Linked DNA regions of Homo sapiens: region 1 is linked to region 2. Evidence: read pairs that join two places in POLR2A ChIA-PET (ENCODE). Cell type or tissue: HepG2. All regions are shown on one strand. Each heading gives the region's core, and the rest is flanking DNA. Links, peaks and the distances in the headings are about the cores only. Region 1 overlaps ATP11A (ATPase phospholipid transporting 11A). Region 2 has its middle 17 kb from the start of MCF2L-AS1.

Region 1 (4,391 bases), core at 94-4,093, 190 kb before region 2:
CCAAGGTTAGCCAGAACCATTTCCAGTCACGGAACCGTCACTCAGAGCAGCTCCCAGAACCATTTCCAATCATGGAAGCGTCACTCAGAGCGGCTCCTAGAACCATTTCCAGTCAGGGAAGCATCAATCAGAGCGGCTCCCAGAACCATTTCCGGTCACGGAACCATCACTCAGAGCGGCTCCCAGAACCATTTCCGGTCACGGAAGCGGCACTCAGAGCGGCTCCCAGAACCATTTCCGGTCACGGAAGCGGCACTCAGAGCGGCTCCCAGAACCATTTCCCGTCACGGAAGCGGCACTCAGAGCGGCTCCCAGAACCATTTCCGGTCACGGAAGCGGCACTCAGAGCGGCTCCCAGAACCATTTCCCGTCACGGAAGCGGCACTCAGAGCGGCTCCCAGAACCATTTCCGGTCACGGAAGCGGCACTCAGAGCGGCTCCCAGAACCATTTCCGGTCACGGAAACGGCACTCAGAGCGGCTCCCAGAACCATTTCCGGTCACGGAAGCGTCACTCAGAGCAGATTCTAGAATCATTTCCAGTCATGGAAGCATTACTTAGAGCAGCGTAAATTTCTTAGCAACCCTGGTGTTGACATATGTTGATTATAATGATATCCTTACAACATTAAACTACAAAGCCAAAACCAAAATACAAATTAAATAAAACTTAGTCTGTGAAACAGGTTAGATTCCAGGCAGGGTCTACGATTCTGGCTGGCTGTGCGAATCGACCTCTGACCCCAAATAACTAAGGGTCATGTCCATCGTTGCGGTGCCTTCAGGAAAGGGGAAAGTGTTTTTCCTGGCAGTTCTTTCTCTCTAGACCCTGCAGGCCACCTCTCTCACCTGCGTGTTGGGCTTCAGGATCAGGGTCCCCTTCCAGTCCAGGAGAGGCACCTGTATCTGCCTTCTGCCCAGAGTGTGTGTGCTTGTTGAGTCTGACCACTCACTGGGGCGCTCTCTTGGTAACAGGGTCCCTGTCACCTAGACCTTACCTCCCAGGGTCTAGCGGATGGCGGGGCAGGTGGGGGACGGCACGAAAAACAGCAGACACGATTTCAGACCGCTGGTGGCGGCTGAGCTCAGGTGGGCCTCACCTGGAGAGCCTGGACGGTGTCAGAGGTGCTTCTTGGCTGGTGGCTGAGGCTTCCCAGATGCCTCTTTGCCTTTCTTCTGGGGCACGGCCCTCTGCACCCCAGGGCAGCCTGTGTGGTGTCTGACGATTTCCACAGCAGCCAGAGCAGCTTGTGGCAGCCGGGGCCTGCTCCCAGCGAGGGGTCTGCTCCCAGCACGGGGCCTGCTCCCAGCGCGGGGTCTGCTCCCAGCACGTGGTCTGCTCCCAGCACGGGGCCTGCTCCCAGCGCGGGGCCTGCTCCTAACGCATCCACTACATCTAGTAATTTACTAGTTGAAATTGTTACATACTAGTTACATCGTTTACAAAATGATCATATTTGAAGAATTAGCTTTCTGTGGATTTAGTCCACATTGATGTGAGCACCTACTGTACATGAGATAGCATGCTAAGTGCTTTTTATTTATTTAGGCAAAAGATAAAAAGTTACTGCTGCTACAATCTGTAGTGTTACTGGTGGAGCTATGCAAGCTCGTGGATTTAGGGAGTCCAGCCTACGAGAATGGCCGCCTGTGACAGAAAGCAGGGGCGAGCGTCTGGGAATAGAGCTGTGCTCATGGCAGAACAAAGACGTGCTGTGTTTCTGGCCTTTGTGTTCTCTCCAGTGGTGAACAAACATAGGAAGCTTTCATCTTCAGAGTAAACAGAAATTCCAAACCCATTTCACGCAGCTTTTTCTAGAAGGCAATGTGTTTAATCCACTTGTTTTCCGAGTCTCTTAGTGTCATCACGACTTCCTCTTATGTCGGTGTTAATTACTGTCACAGGTATTTGCGAAAACTACAAGGTCTATTCAGGTCAAGACTAGCTTCTCTATTTCCACATTTTACTTTGTGTTTCCACAACTGGGCTGTTTTAGACCTCTGCAGAGGAGAACTGATTTGAATCGGGAAAAGCAGGAGGTCCCCTCACGGAGGTGGACAGGACGCCCACTCCTTTCCCAGGCTGGCCTCCTTGTCTCATCCCTCAAGGGAAGGGCCAGGGGCACGGACCAGCAGGCCAGTTGTTCAGTGTTCAGGAATCTCAGGAGACATTGTTAAACATTAAATTACAAAAACAATTAAGTTGTATTAAAAAGAAAAGTCTTTAAAAATACCTACTCAAAACGTCTTTCTTCCTGATTGTCTTGCTGAGTGTTTCGCTGCAGTCTGTGCTTCCAAGGATGGCGTCATGTGTGTGCGGCAGAAAGGCGAGGTTCTGGCAAGAGTGAGTGGCTTTAGGTCTGCACGCTGTGTTAGGGGAGCCAGGGGCCAGCGTGGTGGGGTTCCCAGAGAGCTGCTTCTGAACTTCCAGAAGCTTCCAGGGAGTCCACGCCACATGCACGAGTGCGGGACACATGCTACTCAGGTTCCATCCAAGTCTCAACCTTTGTTTTTACACTAAAGACATTTTTGTTGTTGTTTTTGAGACAGAGTCTTGCTCTGTTGCCAGGCTGGAGTGCAGTGGCACGATCTCGGCTCATTGCAACCTACACTTCCCAGGTTCAAGCAATTCTCCTGCCTCAACCTCCCAACTAGCTGGGATTACAGGCACGCACCACCATGCCTGGCTAGTTTTTGTATTTTTAGTAGAGACAGGGTTTCACCATGTTGGCCAGGCTGGTCTCGAACTCCTGACCTCAGGTGATCCACCCACCCCTGCCTCCCAAAGTGCTGGGATTACAGGCTTGAGCCACCACACCTGGCCACTAAGGACATTTGAAGTAAGAAGAATGGATCAGTAAACACTTCACATTTCTTTTTTTTTCTTTTTTTTCTTTTTTTTTTGAGACAGAGTCTCTCTCTGTCGCCCAGGCTGGAGTGCAGTGGCACAATCTCGGCTCACTGCAAGCTCTGCCTCCTGGGTTCACGACATTCTCCTGCCTCAGCCTCCCGAGTAGCTGGGACTACAGGCGCCCGCCACCATGCCCGGCTAATTTTTTGTATTTTTAGTAGAGATGGGGTTTCACCGTGTTAGCCAGGATGGTCTCGATCTCCTGACCTCATGATCCGCCCATCTCGGCCTCCCAAAGTGCTGGGATTACAGGCGTGAGCCACCGCTCCCAGCCTACATTTCTTAAATCTATCTTGCTAGCTCCTCTCGCACTTGAAATCAAATACTCCAGCAACTAACACTTGTGAAGCATTTTTCAATTTTCCTGCACAGTTACATTATCTCAGAACGGTTCATTACCGTGGGGTGTGTGCTCTTCATAAATGCAAACTGATGCAGAAGCAGCCACCAGCCAAAAAATCGGCTTTAGAACGTACAGTTTTGTAGCCTTCATTTTTTACGTTACATTTTCAGTTAAGATGTGAAAATCATTGAACCAATTCATTTAATAAAAAGTTGAGTAACATTTATATTTTGTCACTTCCGTGGGTAAACATAACACCAAATACTTCTCTTGTAAAAACAGCAACGTGTGCAGGGTATAGAAATTCATCCATTCCCCTGTCCCCTCTTATCCTTGGTGAGGACTCAGAGGTTTGCTGCAGAAACATTCGTGCCTGCAAGCAAAGGAAAGGATTAGAGCAGGAGGCGGCTGGGGGAGCTCTGGGTAACTCTGGGTGGATGAGGCCACATCCTGCAGCCCTCTGGTGAGGTTCTTCCTGTTGCGTGCTGGGGTTTAAACCTGGATCTGTCTTGCTCTGAAGCAGAGGCTCTCACCTGGGAGCAGTCTTGTTCCAGCCACCCGCAACACACTTGGCAGAGTCCGGAGACTTCTGACCGTCATGACGGTGGGGGTTGCTCCCAAGACCCTGCTCTGAAGACTTCCTAACCTGCGTGCTCTTTCAACAATAGCGCGTGGACACATTTTTAACCTGAGCGATGTAACAAATTCAGCCAGCTGTGACGATGACTTTTCAGTTTTACATTAACAGTTCATTGAACTTATACACCAGTAAAACTTCTGTATCACTGTGAAGGGCTCAGCAAATGTACTTTCATTTATTGATGCAGAAATTGGAGATTGGTACTCTTTATCATCTGCTTACTGTGTAAAGGATGTTTCCAGGATGATCTAGAAGGTTTTCAGTGCCTGTTTTGTAAACTTTTAATTTTTTTAATAGAACAATTTTATTTTTTCCTATTTTGCCAAGAAGACAGAATGAAGTCAATTCCGAAATGGCAAATTCTTCTGTTTATAAAATGTTATAAACATTTTATCACCAGATAATCACGTTAATTTTTGTAAACGCCCTTGGGTAGGTTATTCGCACAAGTTATGCATTTTTCATGTGAGTTGCTTTTCACTTAAAAAGTGCATGCAA
Region 2 (4,391 bases), core at 172-4,171:
AACAAGAAAGAAAGCTAGTGACCAGTATCCCTCATGAATATAACACACAAGCCCATAACAAGATATTGGTAAATATATTAAGCAATAGATAAAGAGAATTATCCACCATGACCAAGTTTTGGTTTATACCAAGGATGCAAAGCTGGATCAATATTTGAAAATTAGTCAACGTAATCTACCATATTAATAGACTAATGGAGAAAAATCATATAATCATGTCAACCAGTGCAGAAAAAGTCTTTGACAAAATTTAACACACATTCATGATTAAAAAAAAAAACAACAAAACTCTAGGACAGATAGGAGTAGAGGGGGGGACCGTCTTACTTATTAATGACTACCTACAAAAAATACCCACAACTAACATGACACTAAATGGTGAAAACTATATACTTTCTCCATAATATCAGGTACAAGGTAAGGTTGTCTGCCTTCATCGCTTTTATTCAACATTGTACTGGAAGTTCTAGCTAGTGTAATAAATCAAGAAAAATAAAAGGCATATGGATTGGAATGAAATAATTGAAACAGTCTCTGGTTACAGATGACATGATCATCTGATTATAAAATCCCAAGGATTCTACAAAAAAAAAAAAACTCCTAAAGCTAGCAAGTTCAAAAAGGTTGCAAGATACAAGATAAACATAGAAAAGTCAATTGTCTTTCTTTGTAGAGCATAAATACCAAAATTATGTACACCAAAATTAAAAATACAATACCATTTAAAATTACAAAAAAAAACCACTTAAGTGTAAATTCACCCAAATATGTACAAGACTTTTGTGCTGGAAACTGCATGATGCTGATGAGAGAAATCAAGGAAGATCTAAATGCATGGAGAGGCATACCATGTTCAAGGATTGGAAGACACAATATAGTAAAGATGTCAGTTTTCCTCAAACAGATGAACAGAATTCTTATCAAAATCCCAACAGAATTTTTTTTGTAGGTATAGTCAAGATTATCCTAAAATTTGTATGGAAAGTCAGAGGAGCTAGAATACCTAAATCAGTCTTGAAAAAGAAGAATAAGATGAGAGGAATCATTCTACCCAATACTAGGGCTTATTATTGCCACAGTAATCAGGGCAGTGTGGTCCTGGGCAGACTGACAGATAATAGAACAGAACAGAGAACTCAGAAACAGACCCACACAAATATGCCCAACTGATTTTTGACAGAGATGTAAAATCAATTCAGTGGAAGAAAGATAGTCTTTTCAACAAATAGTGCTGAAGTAATTGGATGTCCACAGGGAGACAAAAGAACCATGAGCCAAGTTTTACACCTTATATTAGAATGATAAGTTCTAACAATGAACTACAAATTTAAACATGAAATATAAAACTATAAAAGTTTTAGGAAAAAATATAGTAGACAACACTTAGGACCTAAAGCTGAACAAAGAGATCTTAGACTTGATGCCAAAAGCATGATCCATAAAAGGAAAAAATGATAGATTCGACCTTACCAGCATTGAAAACTTATGCTGTGTGAAAGCACCTGCAAAGTGGATGAAAAGACAAGCTACAAACTGAAGAAAATATGTGCAAACCACATAGCTGATAAAGGATTAAGAAATCTCAAATCTCACCAGTACAAAAACAAACAATTCGCTTAGAAAATGGGCAACAGACATAGAGACATTCCACCAAAGATGCCACAGTGAGGGCAGAAGAGCACACGGAAAGGTGTCAGTCAATAGTAGCCAGTGGAGAAGTGCAAGACCTGGGTACCACTGCACACCCTCAGGAGAGCTAAGATAAAAGATAGTGCCAACTTCGAATGCTGGCAGGGATGTGGATAAACTGGGTTACTCCTAAGTTGCTGGTGGGAATGTAAAATAGTATAGCCACTTTGGAAAACAATTTAGCAGTTTCTTTTAAAACAAAATATGCAACTCTCATATGACCCAGCAATTGCACTCCTGGGAATTTATCCCAGAGAAATCAAAATTTATGTGCACATAAATACAGGCATATGAATGTTTATATTCGTTTATTTGTCGCAGTCAAAAACTGGAAAGAACCCCAATGTCTTTTGGTGGGTGAAACGTTAAATTGTACGTCCGCACCATGAACTATTGATACCTGTGACAACCTGGATGAACTCTCCAGAGAATTATGCTGAGTGAAAAAAGCCAATTCCAAAAGGTTACTGTATGATTCCATTTACATAACATTCTTGAAATGGCAAAAGTGTAGCTGTGGAGAATAGTTCAGTGGTTGTGGGGGGTCCACGAGGGGTGATCTGGGAGGAACATGGGTGTGTCCAGGAGGGGCCACAAGAGGGTCCTGTGGGTAGAGACAGCCCAGGTCTGGCTGCGTCATTGTCAGTATGCTGGCTGCAGTCGTGTGCTGTAGTTTGGCAGGATGCTACCCCTGGAGGAAAACGGTACACAAGACCTCTGTTTACTGTTTCTCACAACTGCATGTGAACCTACAGTTATCTAAAGCAAGAAAAATCAGTTCACACCTATTCACTCTCTGTCAACAAACCCACATACACGCACCGCATTACAAGGGCTTTACCAATATGTAGAATCACGTGAAGTGGGAAGAGGGAAAAGGGCTTTCCTTTTAGGGAATTATGACCTTGACTGACTTAAAATCAATATTTGCTTCAGATTTGCAGGTCCAGATCTAAAAGTTTAAATAGATGTCAAAGTAGGTTAATTCAATTTCAGTGACCTTGGTGTTGAGCCTTTGAAACACTGCCTCCCAGTTAAGGCTTGAATAAGTTAACAGTTCTAAGGTTGAATCGGGTGTGTTTAAATATTCAGAGCCGGGCAGAGGGAGGTGGAAGGCAGCAGGCTACACTGTGCTTCGGGCTCCCTCCTGCTCTCTGTGAGCCTGGACTGAAGCCTCCTCTGGTTCAGGCTCAGAGACCTTGCAGCCCCACCCCTCCCTCCAGCCAGGTGGGTGTGGGTGGCCCAGGGATGCTTCAAGTGGCAGGTTTGTTTTCTGGGGATCCCAATGTGATCGTGAACTTGCTGCATCACAGTTTCCTGCCAACCACCTCCTTCTAAAGGAGAGGTGAGGAGGAATCTCCGTTTTCTTCAAATGTTTGGGTCTCCCACAGACCAGTCACCGGATCCTCTTGGCAAAATGAGGACCCCAAGGGTTTAGAATCTGAATAACTTTGCCTTCCTTCTCCTTATCTTTTCAATAGTTTGTGGATTGTTTGGGGCATATCTGGTGGGGAGAATCTGAAAGTTGAAAATAAGCAATAAAATGAAGGGTAAATGCATTACTATTAGTAAATTTCTAAACAGGGCAATGAACACCAGCTAACTAGAAACTGGCATGTCCCCAGCATTTGCTGTTTGGGACTGGAGTCATGTGGAGCAGGAACATAGCATCAGTTGCATCAGCACTCAGGTTTCACTGTGCTGGAGCTCCCAAAACCTAGCGTTTTATGGTCCCAGGGTGTCCATTGTTCCAGCTTCCTCTCCATCAAAATGTCAGAGCCACTGGCCAGAGAGAACACGGGGCGCCCCGTGTGATCAGCCACAAAGCAGGCGACACTAAATGCCCACTTTTGGAATGGACTGTTTACACGGGGGGCAGTTGGTTCTCAGAAGGTCTAAATGGGATGGGCCCGAGGGCTGCTGCTTCTGGGTGATCCTCTGTCCTGTGGCCTGGACTTGGGCCCCACTCCTCCTGGAGAGAGTGAAATGGAATGGCCTCTGTTTACTTCAAGAGTTAAATAAATACAGGCCTTCCTTGCTTGGAGCCGTGTTTTGGAATCAGTATTTACTTGGTGTGCTCTTGGTGAACTGGAAGGTACGTTTCCAGGTCTGCTTTTCTGTAGGAATGTGGGGAAGCTCTGGCCATCTGACAACTGTGTCAGCCTTGGCGTCCTCCTCCTCCAGCCCCCATGGACAAAGGGTGGGTGGGGTTGCCTGGCCCCCTTCTCACTGAAGGAGCTCCCAGGGAACATGGCCCAGACAACAGCACAGCTGCGGGGAGGGGCTCCTCGGTGAGAGGTGGTCACTGGTGCTGAATTGATATGGTGTCCGCTCCCCTCTCAAAAACAAGCTAACCGGTATGCACGGAGCCACAGATCTGCCAAGGGTGTTGGGAGCTCGAAGACCACAGTGCCTGCTCTGTTCCACGTAATTTACCTCTGCAGAGACAGGAACAAGGGTCAGGCAGAAAGCAGGGGTGGGAAAGATCCTGCCTGCAGACTTCACCTGTGGCCGGTGGTTCTAGAGGCCTGGGCAGGAGACCAGCTCAGTCTATGTTTTGTCTGCCCCCAGCTGACCTGGGTTCCCAGCCACCTGAGGCCAGGCCTGCCTTGGTCCTGCGTCAGAGCCCTCCCTGCCCAGGGGAAGTGCAGACCTGGGGCTGAGCCTGACCCCAGCCAGACCCCAGCCTGACAGGAGCGTTC

The links. ChIA-PET counts read pairs that join two places held together with the same protein. Peaks named below come from ENCODE experiments on the same cell type or tissue, not always from the same donor. Only the 100,000 strongest peaks of a DNase experiment are listed, where the experiment ranks them.
Region 1: POLR2A ChIA-PET joins it to region 2 with 6 read pairs; 1 of 35 experiments calls an interaction of 5 or more read pairs at or near these places.

The regions. Positions count from the first base shown.
Region 1 is chr13:112,755,539-112,759,929 of GRCh38, forward strand. The region is part of intron 1 of ATP11A (ATPase phospholipid transporting 11A); the gene reads left to right. Among named protein-coding and RNA genes, the nearest start is that of ATP11A-AS1, 3.0 kb to the left of the region's middle. RefSeq lists enhancers at 1-669, 649-1,208, 1,209-1,767. In HepG2, for the core only: no CTCF peak of the experiment used is centred there; a DNase peak (open chromatin) is centred at 1,763; H3K4me3 peaks cover 403 bases.
Region 2 is chr13:112,949,422-112,953,812 of GRCh38, forward strand. It overlaps a transcript of MCF2L not described here. Among named protein-coding and RNA genes, the nearest start is that of MCF2L-AS1, 17 kb to the right of the region's middle. RefSeq lists a silencer at 2,314-2,608 and an enhancer at 3,717-4,391. In HepG2, for the core only: no CTCF peak of the experiment used is centred there; DNase peaks (open chromatin) are centred at 2,600 and 3,700; H3K4me3 peaks cover 1,303 bases.